Regions from separate parts of the Mus musculus genome. Here region 2 is linked to region 1. A link is a contact called in ENCODE Hi-C or POLR2A ChIA-PET data. All regions are on one chromosome and are shown on one strand. Each heading gives the region's core, a stretch centred on a gene start or an enhancer-like site at or near the end of the contact. The rest is flanking DNA. Distances are from core to core; before and after follow the strand shown. Region 1 holds the start of Smim27 (small integral membrane protein 27). Region 2 holds the start of Dcaf12 (DDB1 and CUL4 associated factor 12).

What was found. A loop is a pair of places that touch in the nucleus more often than their neighbours do. ChIA-PET counts read pairs that join two places held with the same protein, here RNA polymerase II (POLR2A).
Region 2: a loop to region 1 is called in a map of T-helper 17 cell, with 4 times the contacts of the local background. The contact joins the promoter of Dcaf12 here to the promoter of Smim27 in region 1. A Hi-C loop is called at or near these places in 2 of 37 maps with a recorded cell type or tissue (T-helper 17 cell and T-helper 2 cell). POLR2A ChIA-PET finds 5 or more read pairs at or near these places in 1 of 5 experiments (embryonic stem cell).

The regions. Positions count from the first base shown.
Region 1 is chr4:40,266,202-40,272,818 of GRCm38, reverse strand. Smim27 (small integral membrane protein 27) reads right to left here and starts at 3,240. Exons shown (of 2, transcript NM_001349093.1): 1 at 3,100-3,240; 2 at 2,591-2,781. The coding sequence starts at 3,144. The coding sequence ends at 2,677. Topors (topoisomerase I binding, arginine/serine-rich) reads left to right here and starts at 2,978. Exons shown (of 3, transcript NM_134097.3): 1 at 2,978-3,145; 2 at 4,318-4,515. The coding sequence starts at 3,143. Ndufb6 (NADH:ubiquinone oxidoreductase subunit B6) reads left to right here. Exons shown (of 4, transcript NM_001033305.3): 3 at 1-9; 4 at 1,972-2,228. The coding sequence ends at 2,040.
Region 2 is chr4:41,310,983-41,317,220 of GRCm38, reverse strand. It overlaps Dcaf12 (DDB1 and CUL4 associated factor 12), which reads left to right and starts at 2,320. Exons shown (of 9, transcript NM_026893.3): 1 at 2,320-2,733; 2 at 3,756-4,010. The coding sequence starts at 2,656. It overlaps Gm46891 (predicted gene, 46891), which reads right to left and starts at 2,879. Exons shown (of 2, transcript NR_168697.1): 1 at 319-2,879. It overlaps Gm26049 (a small nuclear RNA gene), which reads left to right and starts at 5,027; the gene lies at 5,027-5,130.

The DNA.
Region 1 (6,617 bases), core at 1,991-4,490:
ATATTTCCAGTAAGTCTCAAAATTCCAGTTTTTTGCTTGTATGTTATCCCTCCCCACTTCTACAAGTGATTGCCAAGTTCATCACAATAAAATGGTCTTTTCTTACTGTCAGCTTAAATGCAGTTTGTGTATCATAGGAGGAAGGGAGGAGGGCTGGTGTGATGGTGGAAAATGAGGAGCGGATACTGTATGTCTCCACCTTGTTTGATGACCTTGACTGCCCTACAGTAGGAGGCACCACCAGGTTTCTCAGGGGTCAAGAATTACAGCACGAGCCTGAAGAGATAGATGTACAGGCAGCTAACAGCTGAGGTTCTGTCATTCCCAGATTCTAACTTCTTTGGCTTTATGCTTATAGTTCTCAATCTGTGAAGTTAAGACACATTTGTGTCAATTTCAATTTTATGTTACAAAGATGTAAGCTCTAAAAGTAATTTAAAAAATTCCCTCATGCCTTTAATACTAGTACTCAAGTTGTTCAACGCAATAAATGACTGCTACTATGTGAGTAATGAATGAGCCTCCATAATGGTAAATTGAAACTTAAATTAAGTAGCATATGTTACAGTTATCTGTTAAGAGCCGCAAAAGGAGACTTTTAGGGAGAACCATCAAATTTGGCTAACAGTCCACCCTGGAACTCTGCTTTACAAACTAACAAGAAATGTCCTGTAATCAGTGTATGTCAGACCCCAGGCAGCCTCAAAGTTGGGCATTAACTTGATGGTTTTGTTAGCTGACTAATATTTATTTATTCTTTGCTTGCCTGATTATTTAATTATATGTTTATGATGCCATTCATGGTCAAAGGAGAAGACAGGCTCTGTTTACAAAGCCATGTCAGTGGTTTCGTAGCATTTCTTTATTTTCTGAATGTCCTCTTTTGCTACAGCTGTCCTGTTCTGTGTCTGTGTTGTTGACCAGTTCCAGAGTCTCTCTCTTTTTTTTTTTTTTAGATTTATTTATTTATTATATGTAAGTACACTGTAGCTGTCTTCAGACACTCCAGAAGAGGGCGTCAGATCTTGTTACAGATGGTTGTGAGCCACCATGTGGTTGCTGGGATTTGAACTCCTGACCTTCGGGAGAGCAGTCGGGTGCTCTTACCCACTGAGCCATCTCACCAGCCCCAGAGTCTCTCTTTTGAGAAACTGAAGACCGTCTGTGTCCTCTAGAATAGACCAGGCCATGACAGGGTTCCAAGTCTCTGGCTTAACAGAACAAGTTTCCTTCTTCCTGATAGGATAGACTAGTATGAGTCAGGCTGTCCTCCCAGTCTGTTTGTCCCAGCCCTTATTAAAATGAATAATAGAGCATAACTAGCTTTTTCATGCAGTGCCTGAACATGGACTAGCATAGAGTGACCATCTATGCACAGTATTTTTGAAACTTGGAGGTGGATGTTGAGACAATAGATTGAAGGAATAAAATACTAAATCTTGTAATCAGAAGGATGTCATTACCTTGATTGTGGAGATAGATAGTCTCACAAGTATATCCATGCTTCAGAACTACAGTCTACCGTCTAAATATGCACTTTAGTATGCCTTTTAATTTTTAAGTCCTCATGTAATAGTTTGATTAATCTTTTTTAGCTTCATTTACAAATCAGTACAAGTAAAAAATTAGCACCTAAATTGAAATGTTTTAGGTAAAATGCAAAATAATTTTAATGGCCTTTTTTGGGGATTCTTTTTGTTGTTTTTTTGTTTGTTTTAAGACAGGGTCGATCTATGTAGTCTTGTCTGCCCTGAAACTTGCTATGTAGACCAGCTAGCTTCAAACTAGAGATCTGCCTGCCTCTACCTCTAGAGCACTGGGATTAATTCACCATCAGACCTGGCTTAAATTTAACAAATGTAAAGAAAGTATCTTTATAGTCATTTATTGTGTTGAGCAAATGTTGGAATATTTACAATGAAATGTATATTTGGTGAAAAATCTCTATTAAACACTTCCTGTTTTCCCTAGGGTGATACAATTCTGGAGACTGGAGAAGTAATTCCACCAATGAGAGATTTTCCTGATCAACATCATTGAAGAGTCCTTAAAAACTTAACAGACTTGTGTAACAGCACAAGTATGTTCCTAAAGTGCTGTATTTACTGAATCTGTTTCCTGGAAAAGTAATTAATAAAGCTTATTCTCAGAGTGTTATCACTGTCCGTGTTACTGTCCAAAGGTTCTATGATTTGAGACTAACAGTAAAAAGACAAATACTAAACAGAGCTATTAGCTACTTTTTTCTGTCCATTTTGATAAACAGGATGCAAAACACATTTTAGTCACAGTGTTGTTTACATACTGATTTGACATGAGGATGTGAAGTGTTTGAGCACTAGAATGAAAAGCTATGACCTGATACAAAATAGAGCCGGGCGTGGGGGCGCACGCCTTTACTCCCAGCACTCGGGAGGCAGAGGCAGGCGGATTTCTGAGTTCAAGGTCAGCCTGGTCTACAAAGTGAGTTCCAGGACAGCCAGGGCTATACAGAGAAACCCTGTCTCGAAAAAAAAAAAAGGGGGGGGGGGGTGTTGTCCGATCATTTTGAAAAATTGGCATGTTAACGCTTATCACAAAAGGCCACACGCAAATTTGTATTGTGAATTTTACTTTGAGTCTACATAGGTGCCATCTGAAGAAAAGAAGTGTTTGCTAAGAATTACAAAAGTTCGTTCAGAAGAACTTGTCTGGAAACTCCTTCTGTAGTTGTCGTCGTGCAGCTACAGTCGATGCATAGATGACGAATCCCCAAGAGAGCAAGACGATTGCAAGGAGCAACTAAAAGGAGGGGAGGAAAAGCAAAAAGAAGAAATCAATGTGCCGGGTCCTTTCCCTGTGTAGCCCGAGCAAGCAGCTACAGGTGGAAAGGCATCACATGCCTCTAACACAGTGCAGCCCAGAGGCAAGCAGGCCTGCAACCCCTGACGTCAGAGGCGGAAAAGCGTGTCCTCCAGGAAGAGGCGGAGCCGAGGGCAGGGCGTGAACGCTCAATTTAGGAATGGGTTCTGGAGTTCCAAGCTGCGAGCCAACAGTCTACCTTCGGCTCGCGGGCCCTGCCATGGTGCGCTCTGGAGCTCCGCTCTGCTCGGTACCTACCAGGGAGTAAGTCCAGTCCAGGCTTCGGCGACTCATCGGCCTCATGGTAAGGGAGCAGCGGGGACGGGGTGGCAAGGGCCCTACAGCCTGCTCGCGGGCGCATTGCACCCCGATGCAGCAGCCATTTTTCAGCGGGACTCTGCGCGCTCCCGCGGGCTTCCGCCCGGAGTTGGAACACATCACGTGATCCGGGCCTAGCCCGCCTTTCAGGCAGCAGAGGGAATAAAAGAGAAAATGTGAAGATCGCGCCTTTTTTGCGCTCACATAGGAATTCCTTAACTGCTTTATCCTGCATTTGCAGTGCGGTATTAATACAAGATAGTGTGCCATCGTGTGCATATAAAAGTTTATTGGAAAATAGTCCACGGTGGAAGAATCAAAGTTGCCGTCCCACACCCACATCGGTTTCCACCAAATGCGGATAGACCTTCATATGTTTATGCTTGACTTAAACATCTTTTACGTAACAAAAACATCGTTGGGAACTGTTAGTTGAGCCGTTCACCAAGAACAAACAGAATATTATCGCTGATGGCTGGAAATCTTTTCAAATATGTTGTACAGGTAGCCCGCATGGTGGATCTGCCGGCCAACAAGTGTTGACGGGCAGTTTGTCGAATGCTTGGGACTGCAGCAAGTTTGAAATACTAAGTCCCGAGAAAGGCAGCTTGGCAGGCCAACTATCAGGATGCTGGTGGTGTGCAGAGTGGAAGCCTGGCCGGCAGAGGCTGGGCCGCTCGGCTTTGGGCGCAGATGTGTCAGATACATTTTTAGTGTAGATTTCCGAGAGTGGAAAGAGGGAAGCGGGCCGCAGGGAGTTATGGCGGGGTAAAAGAAATGCCTGATGGTCAACCCAGCTGAAATAGACGGAAGGACCAGGGTGCTCTGGGAGCTCAGTCCAGTTCCCGTGGCACCATAGAGAATCCTAACAACTTGTTGAAGTTTGTGAGGTTCCACTGATACTGAGGCAGCCTTTCTGCATATTTGGTTGTGATTGTGGAGTTTGTGCTGTGCCCCCCCGCGGTGGGGGCAGGGCAGGGTCCGGGGTCTGTGCCGTAACGTCCCGCCTCCTGCGTGCGGCAGCGGTTTGGCGCATGCGCCCAGAGCTCGGGGGAAGGGGGTGGAGGAGCGGTGTTTTGCTGCGCGGGCTCGGGGGGTTGGTCTCGCCTTCTCTCCGCCTCCAAACTGCCTGTGGGTGATGAACGTTCTACGTCATAGGGGTCGCAGCCGCCGCCACCGGGGTCTCCGCTGTCTCGCGAGGAGGGTGAAGCGCCCCCTCTGGTGCCTGCCGAGGAGGGGAGGCGCCGAAGCCGCCGGGTACGCCTTCGCGGATCCTGCCGCCACCGGCCGAGCTTACTGAGCCGGCGGGAGCTGGCTTCCAACGGCCCAGCGGTTCCTGCCACCGCGTCCTCGGAGGTGAGTCGGCCGGGAACAATGGGTGAGGGGTTCCAGTAGGCCCTGGAGCAGCCCTGTGGTCTGGGCCTTCTTCCACCCGGAGCTCCCAAGGGCTGGGGTCGCCACGCTGCAGGGCACCTGTGGATCGGCACCGGTGGGCAAGCGAGGGGAGTGTCTCCCTGCACTGCCTGAAGGGCTGGAGCGCAACTGAATACGGGATAGAGCTGTGTGTCGGCGCAAAACAGTTGCCACTGTTAGGAAGTGTGACCTTGGTAGGTCCCCAGCCCTGGACCCTGTCTGTGAAATGGGATCAGCATTTCAGTTGGTCGTGTTTATGTAACATGCATGGTGTGGTTGTCTTTCCATCCGAGACAGTAGTTTTGGACTAAGGAAGCTGTTAAGGCTAGAGGAGTTGTGCAGTGCTACACATTGTGGGCAGGGCTTGTATGCCTTGTGACTTTATTACACATCTAGTTAGTGCCCTTTGCTCATGGGCTGCTGATTCTGATTGGTAGACTGGAGAGGGGCAGTTACGGGATTGAAGGCACGGAGATTAAGACCGGAACTGGGAAGCAGCAGTTCTACTGGGCACCGTCCTATGTTAAAGTGGAGAAAGAAGGAAAAAACGTATGTGTCTTAAGAGTTGAGCTAGTACAGGGTAGAGTGTTTCGTTTGAGAGGATTTGAGGGTTTGGAAATAGATGGAATGCAAAGTGCAGGGCTCTTCAGTCAGTCACACTCAATGCGTATCTAGAAGGAGAGGCTTTCACGGGGCTAGCTTCCAAGCAACCCTCACCCCTTTTATTTTGGGGCAGGGACTTTTGTAGCCAAGAGTGGTCTGGAGTTCCCTACTTTGCAAAGGATGACCTTGGTCTTCTCACCGTCTTGCCTTCATATTCCAGTCTTCTGGGAATGCAGGAATATTCCAGGGTGCCTGGTCCCAATTAAATTTTATTATTACCAGAATTGAAATTCAATCTGGACAGTGGTGGTGCATACCTTTAATCCCAGCAGAGGCAGAGGCAGGCAGAGCTCTGAGTTCAAGGCCAGCTTAGTGTACAGAGTGAGTTCCAGGACAGCCAGGGCTCCACAGAGAAACTCTGTCTAGCCTCACTAAAAAAAGAAGAAATTAAATTTGGTCATTTAGGACTTAACAAATTTTAAACTATTCAGATTTACAAGTAGAATGCAGATTGCTTTTTACCAGTCATTCTGTTTTATCTATTTGTGGATGTTGTTAGCTGCTTTGCTTAGATATGTTAAATATAATTGTTATCATCTTTGGAAACTGTCAGAGGTGTGGGTGATGATCACTACCAATATCAAACTTTTCCATAACTTAAGCAACTATGTTGAACTCTCATCATCAAACCCTGCACCAAGTGTTTGCTTATTCAAATTGTATCCCTTCACACAACTTTTTTTTCCCCCTTTTCAAAAGACTATTGGTATTCTGTCTTAGTTAAGGTTTTACTGCTGTGAAGAGACACCATGACCACGGCAACTCTTAATAAGGACAACATTTAATGGGAGCTGGCTTATAGGTTCAGAGGTTCAGTCCATTATCGTCTAGGCAGGCATGATGCAGGCAGAGCTGAGAGTTGTACATCTTCATCCAAAGGAAGCCAGAAGTAGACTGGTCCAGGTGGCTAGGAGGAGGTTATCATAGCCTACCCCGACAGTAACAAGTTTCCTCCAACAAGGGTGTAACCCCTCCTAGTAGTACCCTGGGTCAAGCATTTTCAAACTACGCCGATTTTAGAGTTGAGAATATTTGAGAAGTAACTTTCAAGTTTGTCCCAGCTTGATCTTTGTGGAGATCCAAAGTAAGAAGTATTGATTCTAGTTGGATGTGGTGTCCATGCCTTTAATCCTAGCACACAGGAGGTGGGGGCAGGCAGATCCATGAGGTGCAGGCCAGCCAGGCTACGGGGAGACTTTATTCTTGACCCCACCCCCCAAAAGTGGCAATTCTCAGTATTATTTTCAGTAGTGCTGCATTAAAGTGCAGTCAGATGATTGAGTTCTGTGTCCAGTGATAATCTAAGGAGTGCTTTAGAAGCTGACTTTTGTAGAAAGCCTTGACTTGGAAGGGGGTGGGGGGGAGAAAATTCTGAAGTTCAT
Region 2 (6,238 bases), core at 1,071-3,570, 1.0 Mb before region 1:
GAAGCAGGGCAGTGGTGGTGCACGCCTTTAATCCCAGCACTTGGGAGGCAGAGGCAGGCAGATTTCTGAGTTCAAGGCCAGCCAGGGCTTCACAGAGAAACCCTGTCTCAAAAAAAAAAAAAAAAAAAAAAAAAAAGAAAAGAAAAGAAAAGAAAAGGCCTTGAGTCTGAGCCCCCAGCACACACACATATACACACACACAAAGCTGGAAGGTGAACTTTCAGTCCTCCAAGTGGACCTTTACTCCATTTCCACAGAGATGATCTGGCGTGTGGATCTGAGGATAATCCTGGGATGTCAGTGTGCAGGACAACTTACAGAATGAAGCTGCACCAGTGTCCTGTGTGTCCTGACATGGACTGAGGATGCCAGGAGTCCAGCCCCACTCAGCCTGAGCCTGGAGATCCTCAAAGGGTTCCAAACTCTTGTCCAGTGAACGACTGGGTCATCTAGAGCATTGTGAGGCAAGACAGAACCAGAACAGACTCAGAAAGGGAGGGCTGCCACAGTCCTGCCCGCTCACAATGTGTTAATCTCCGAAGACACAAGCCTAATCAGGAAAGATGGGGCTGCCTCTCCCAAGGTAGTATTAGGGGTTAGTTGCAGTGCTGATCTGGGGTGGTGGCACATCATTTCAACCTGGAAAACAAATCAAATCTTCTTGTAGGCAGAACGGCAGATGGGCCAACACAGTTCCCTGGAGGTATGAGGCCTGAAGCTGAAGGGACCAGCAGGTAACTGGGCACCACAGCCTGAGGCCAGTCAGTCTCAAGCAAGAACATCCTGCTTCCTCCAAGGGTTTCTTTGCCTGAGGAAAGTGGAAGCTGGCACTCACATTCCTTCAGGATCTTCGGAAAATGGAGGCAAGGGTGATCCCGCTTTGTTTGGTGACTGGTGCCAGTCCAAACCGGACATGCCAAAAATGACCACTCTCTTTTCTGTGGTTCAAGATTTCACTCCTTAATGGAGATCAAGGCTGGGCTCCGAGAGAAAGGCAGGCAATGGCATGAATTACAGCGATGGGTCTATTTGCTGAAGCACAAGGACAGTGTGACTTTGACCTTGCAGACCTAAAAAGGGTGGCATTTTATGAAAGAAAGTGACTTATTAGATGTGGTTGCACACACCTTTAACTCAGCTCTGGGGAGGCAGAGGCATGTGGAGCTCTATAACTTTTGAGGCCAGATTGATTTATATAACATGCTGCGTTCCAGACCAGCCAAGACTATACACTGAAACCCTGTCTCAAAAAAAAAAGGAAAGAAAGAAAAGGAATAAATAAAAGAAGGGGAAAAGTGACTTGAGGTTTAGACAGGAGTCAAAATAGACAGGGAGCTGGAGAGTAAAGAAGTGGAGAATGGAATCTGGGGACTCCGTATGTGTGGGGAGACCTGTGCCAACAGGCATGTGAGGCAGCCTGCGTTAGCTCTGGTACTTTGATGTGGCAAAAATCTGACCATACTGCTGCCTTCCTACCCTGAATCCATCTTGAAGGAGTGTGATGTGGGGTTCTCTGCCTTCCTTAAAGTGTCTAATCTTTTGTGCCCATTGACAGTTTGTGAGAATGTTGGGGGAAAGTGCTAAATGTGAGGCTACTAGTTACAGGATTAAGAAACGTCTTCTGAGGTATAAGGAAGGGTCAGAACCTGGGCCCTAGCAGCCTTAACTCATTCTCAACAGGCCAACTAAAAGACAAAGTGTAAGGGGAAACTTGAAGAAAGGTGTTAACTCGGTCTCATTGGAAAGAACAACGACGGGACATTCTCTTATCCTAGTCCATCTTAGGGGCTGACGTGTGGTTTGTTTAGGCTTAAAGGCAACAGCTATGCTTAAGTAAGCAGTCGTCGGCAAGGTGTGGTCGCATCCATCATCTGTTCGCCCAGTTTCTCTGGGAAGGTAGTCTGACAAGTTTTCCCAACTGTGATCTATCTTTCCTGGAGTCAAGTTCCTCTATTGGCTGGCATCTGTGCCCTTGTCCTTTCCTTCTCCCAGGAAAACTGCAATTTCTTAGAGTCCAGTGTTTTAATAGTCTGATTGCAATCTGGCAATCAGGGTGTCTAGAATATCTTTAATCCTACCATGATGGTTACAGGTTCAAGATTGGTCCCGCAGCCAGGCAGCTCATGCTTACTTCCGCATGCCAGAGGATGAGCTGGCTGAGGTCGGAAATGTCCCGACAGAAGGCTGGATTCCTTTGGCCACAGCTTAACCGCCATTGGCAAGAGGCAAGCGGAAGTTCTCCGAGGACATCAATTCTCCTTGCTGCGCTTAAGTCCCGCCCTGCTGGTCTGGGCGGTGTCTCCGTGGCGACGTGCTGCTATGTGCGGCTGCGCAGGAGTGACGGGGCGCGGGCGAGTGGGAGGGGGGTGTTTTGGTTCTCGCCGCTCGCCGTCCTTTCCAGACACGGCGGTAGGAAAGCTGCTTGTTCCTGCTTTTCCTTCCCCTTCCCTTCCCCTTCCCCTTTCCCAACCCGGATTTTCCCTTCTTCCATTTACGCGCCTCATTTTGATCGACTGCTGCCCGGGATCCGAGCCATTTTCCGGGCCGGGCGCTCGAAAGCGCGCGGCCCCAGGGCCCGGTTCATGACCCGTCGCCCTGCCGCCCCTTGCCTTCTCCGCCTCATGTGGCTGCGGGGCCACGGCGGCGCTGCCCACTATGGCCCGGAAAGCAGTTAGCAGGAAGCGGAAAGCGTCTGCCTCGCCAGGAGCCGGGAGCGACGCTCAGGGCCCGCAGGTGAGGGCTCACAGGTCTGGGTCATCACCTAGCAGGGGCTTAGGGCGTTCCAGCTGGGTTCAGGAACCTGGGGCCAGGGCGGGACGAGAACCGGAGCCGGGACTGTAGAGCAGTGACCGGTCCTTCTGCAGTGTACTGGCGAGCAGGCGGGCCGGAAGGGTGAGGAGCCAAAAGAAAACTACAAAATGACGCCTTCCGCTGGAAGTCAGCAGCTAGGGATAGAGAGCTTCAGGACCTCCTCGTTCCTGGAGGGAGGAGAAAATGAAGACAAGGGGAATCGGAAGTAAGACCGACCTTCCGAAGTTACTGGGAAGGAGATTGAAGTGGACCTTCCAGTGGCACTAGGAATAAGGGCCGATGGTCTCTTATCAAGGAAACCATCTCCTAAACTGGGTGCAGGCCCCTTTGGCTCTTTAGACATCTAGAAGAAACACCAGGTGTCATCTCTATATTGCCCCCTTTGGAGAGGAAGGCCTCTTGGACTTGGGATTCCGACGCAGGTTACCCCGTTGGTATTTGATTTTTCGAATTCTAAAACTGCCCGCAGCGCAAGTCGCGCGGAGTCAGATGAGCGGCCATTGACTGTACATCCCTGGAAGATCCGAGACCCCAGTCTGGCTCTTTGAGCTATACTCTTTATGCTCTACGGGGTGCACAGGCGGAGAGGGAGAAGGGGGCTGGGTAGAAGTGCAGCCCAGGTGGGTTCTGTAATATGGACTTCATTTCGTAACTATCAAGGACACCTGGGTATATGTTATTTCTGAGCCCTCCACTTTCCTCAAAGGTTTAGTTAACTTTTTTTTGCCCTGTTTATCCATTTTCTAAGTAGTCTTCATTATGAGAGCCTTATTTCAGTGCTAGCCGAGTTAAACTGTACTTTCTGGATTACAAATCTTCTGTTAAATGTTTGATTGTGTAAATCCCGAAGGACGAATTCGTGTTGGTTCTTTTATAAAACGGTCAGACTTCTTGTCTGAAGGAAAAGTGGCCAAACCCCTGATTTCTGATGTTGGCTTTCACAGTTTGGCTGGGATCATTCGCTGCACAAAAGGAAAAGACTCCCCCCAGTGAAGAGATCCCTAGTGTACTACCTGAAGAACCGCGAAGTCAGGCTCCAGAATGAGACCAGCTACTCTCGCCTGTTACATGGTTATGCAGCACAACAGCTTCCCAGTCTCCTCAAGGAGAGAGAATTTCACCTCGGGACCCTTAATAAAGTGTTTGCTTCTCAGTGGTTGAATCATAGGCAAGTGGTGTGTGGCACGAAATGCAACACAGTAAGTATCAGGAGTGCTCTTTGTCTTCCTTTTGTTGCTGCTGCGGTTTGGTTTGGTTGAGACCAGGGTTTTTCTGTGAAGACCTGGCTGTCCTGGAACTCACTCCATAGACCAGGCTGGCCTCGAACTATCTATCTGCCTGTCTCTGCCTCCCAGAGCTCAGCGGTGTGGGCTGTGCTTCCTTTTTCTTAGGTCTGAGATGTGGGACTTGGTTTACTCTAGCACCTTTCACTGTTCGTCTTTCCCCGTTTGTTTGCCTTTTTTTTTTTTTTTTTTTTTTTGTAAGCAGAGTTGGAGTTTATTAAGAGATTTTTAATTAGAAGTGTTAGGACAAAGAAGTGCTCAAGGAATGAGTAAACTGTAGTGTGGGTCTGGGCTCTTGAGGGAAACGTGCTCCCATCAGCTTCCCTCTCTCCCTCCTCCTTCATTGGTGACCTTGTCCTCTTTTTCTGCTTCTTTTCTCACTTCTGAGTCTCCCGACCCCTTCAAATGAACATGTGTTTTAGGTCCCCTGACTCTGTATGCTGCTGCTTCTAGTGTTTTAGATAAGAGGCCTCAAAGAGAAATTGATGTCAGAGCATCATTTAGGGTACACGGTAGTGACCGTTTCATTGCTGTGTATCAGCCTTTGACATAGTTAGAAGTATTAAGCACCAAGCTGAAGGTAGAAATGAGACAAATACTTTTTCATATATTAGAATCCAAATGTAGCATTTTGGAATCTGGGGCAATAGAATTGTTACAGTTCCAAGTCAGGCAGGGCTTTATAGTTGAGACTTTGTCTCAGAACAAACAAAACTCAAAGATATGATTAGTTTCTGGGACAAATGTGTGTGTGTGTGTGCCTAGTGGCATATGGGCATTTGCAAAGAAGAGAGGAAAATTATGGACATGAGAGTAAGGGAGCAGTTTTAAAGAGAGTAAGGGTTATAAGTAATTGGAGTAGAAATCTTATCAGGAAACTATGTAACCAGTATGGTTACAAGCTAGAAGAGTCAAAAGAGTGGGTGTGGTGCTTGCTTTAGCATTGTATACATACTTAAATTGGGACGCTACAGAGAAGATTAGCAGGGCTCCTGCACAAGGACGCTTACAAGTCTGTGCAGTGGTTTATCTTTTTAAGAAAGTGGATATGATTGGAATGGAAGTGTGCAGATGGCAAGACATCTCAGAAGTCGTAGATGCTAGGAGATGTAGGACTGGAGTTGGGGAAATAGTTCTGTCTAGCCCTCCCTCTGTTTTTAACTCACCTAGTGTGGATAGACAGGTAATGTTAGAATGGCGAGTAAACTGACCCTGGACCAAAACGTATCTGGGGTTATTTAAAAGAAAGGTTACTCTACATCAAGAACTATGGGCCTGTGAGATTGTTCAGTGGAAAGATGCTCGCTGCCCAAGCCTGATCCCCAGAACCCACAAAAAGGTGGAAGGGACTTCATAAAGTTGCTTTCTCTGACCTCCACATGCCACACTCTCTGAAACGTACACCACACTTACAACACATCACAATAGTAGTCATCGTCGTAGGAATAATAATAGTATAAATTTTAAAAAGAAAAAGAACCTTGGGTGCTCAGTGGGCAAAACTTGCCAAGCCTGCCAACCTGACTTTGACACTCAAAACCCATGGGATGGGAGGAGAACAAACTCCCTCAAGCTACACGTGCTTGGCGTGGCCTGTGTGCCCACTACCACATACAAATAAAAGTGTTTAAAAAAAAAAAAAAAAGGACTAAAACTGCCAGAGACCATAAGTACTGGTAGTGTTTTTATAAAGGTCATAGGCAAAATTCTAATCAGTTTTGAGGAAGGAAGTAATACTACGGTGGCTGGGGCCAAATTTTCACTTCTGTTAAATATTGTCTTACACATAACACTTGCAAAACTAGGTGCTACGAGCAAACCTGCACAAAACTTCCTTTTTCTGATTTCAGTCTTGCCCTGTGGTTTAGGAAACTGTCATTGTTGATGCTTGGAGTAGAAAAAGTGTCGCCTGTTTCTTTTAATAGTCTGTTGACAGTATTTTGAAGATGAGTGTATTGCTAATCACTGAATTTACTCTTAAAAATTTCTTTAGCTTGGCACTGGAGAGATGGCTCAACAGTAAAGAGCATTCACTGCTTTTAGGGAGGACCTGGGTTTGATTCCCAGCCCTACATGGTGGCTCACAAGCATCTGTATTCCAGTCCCAGGGGATGTGACGCTGTCTTTTGGCCTCTTAGGGAACC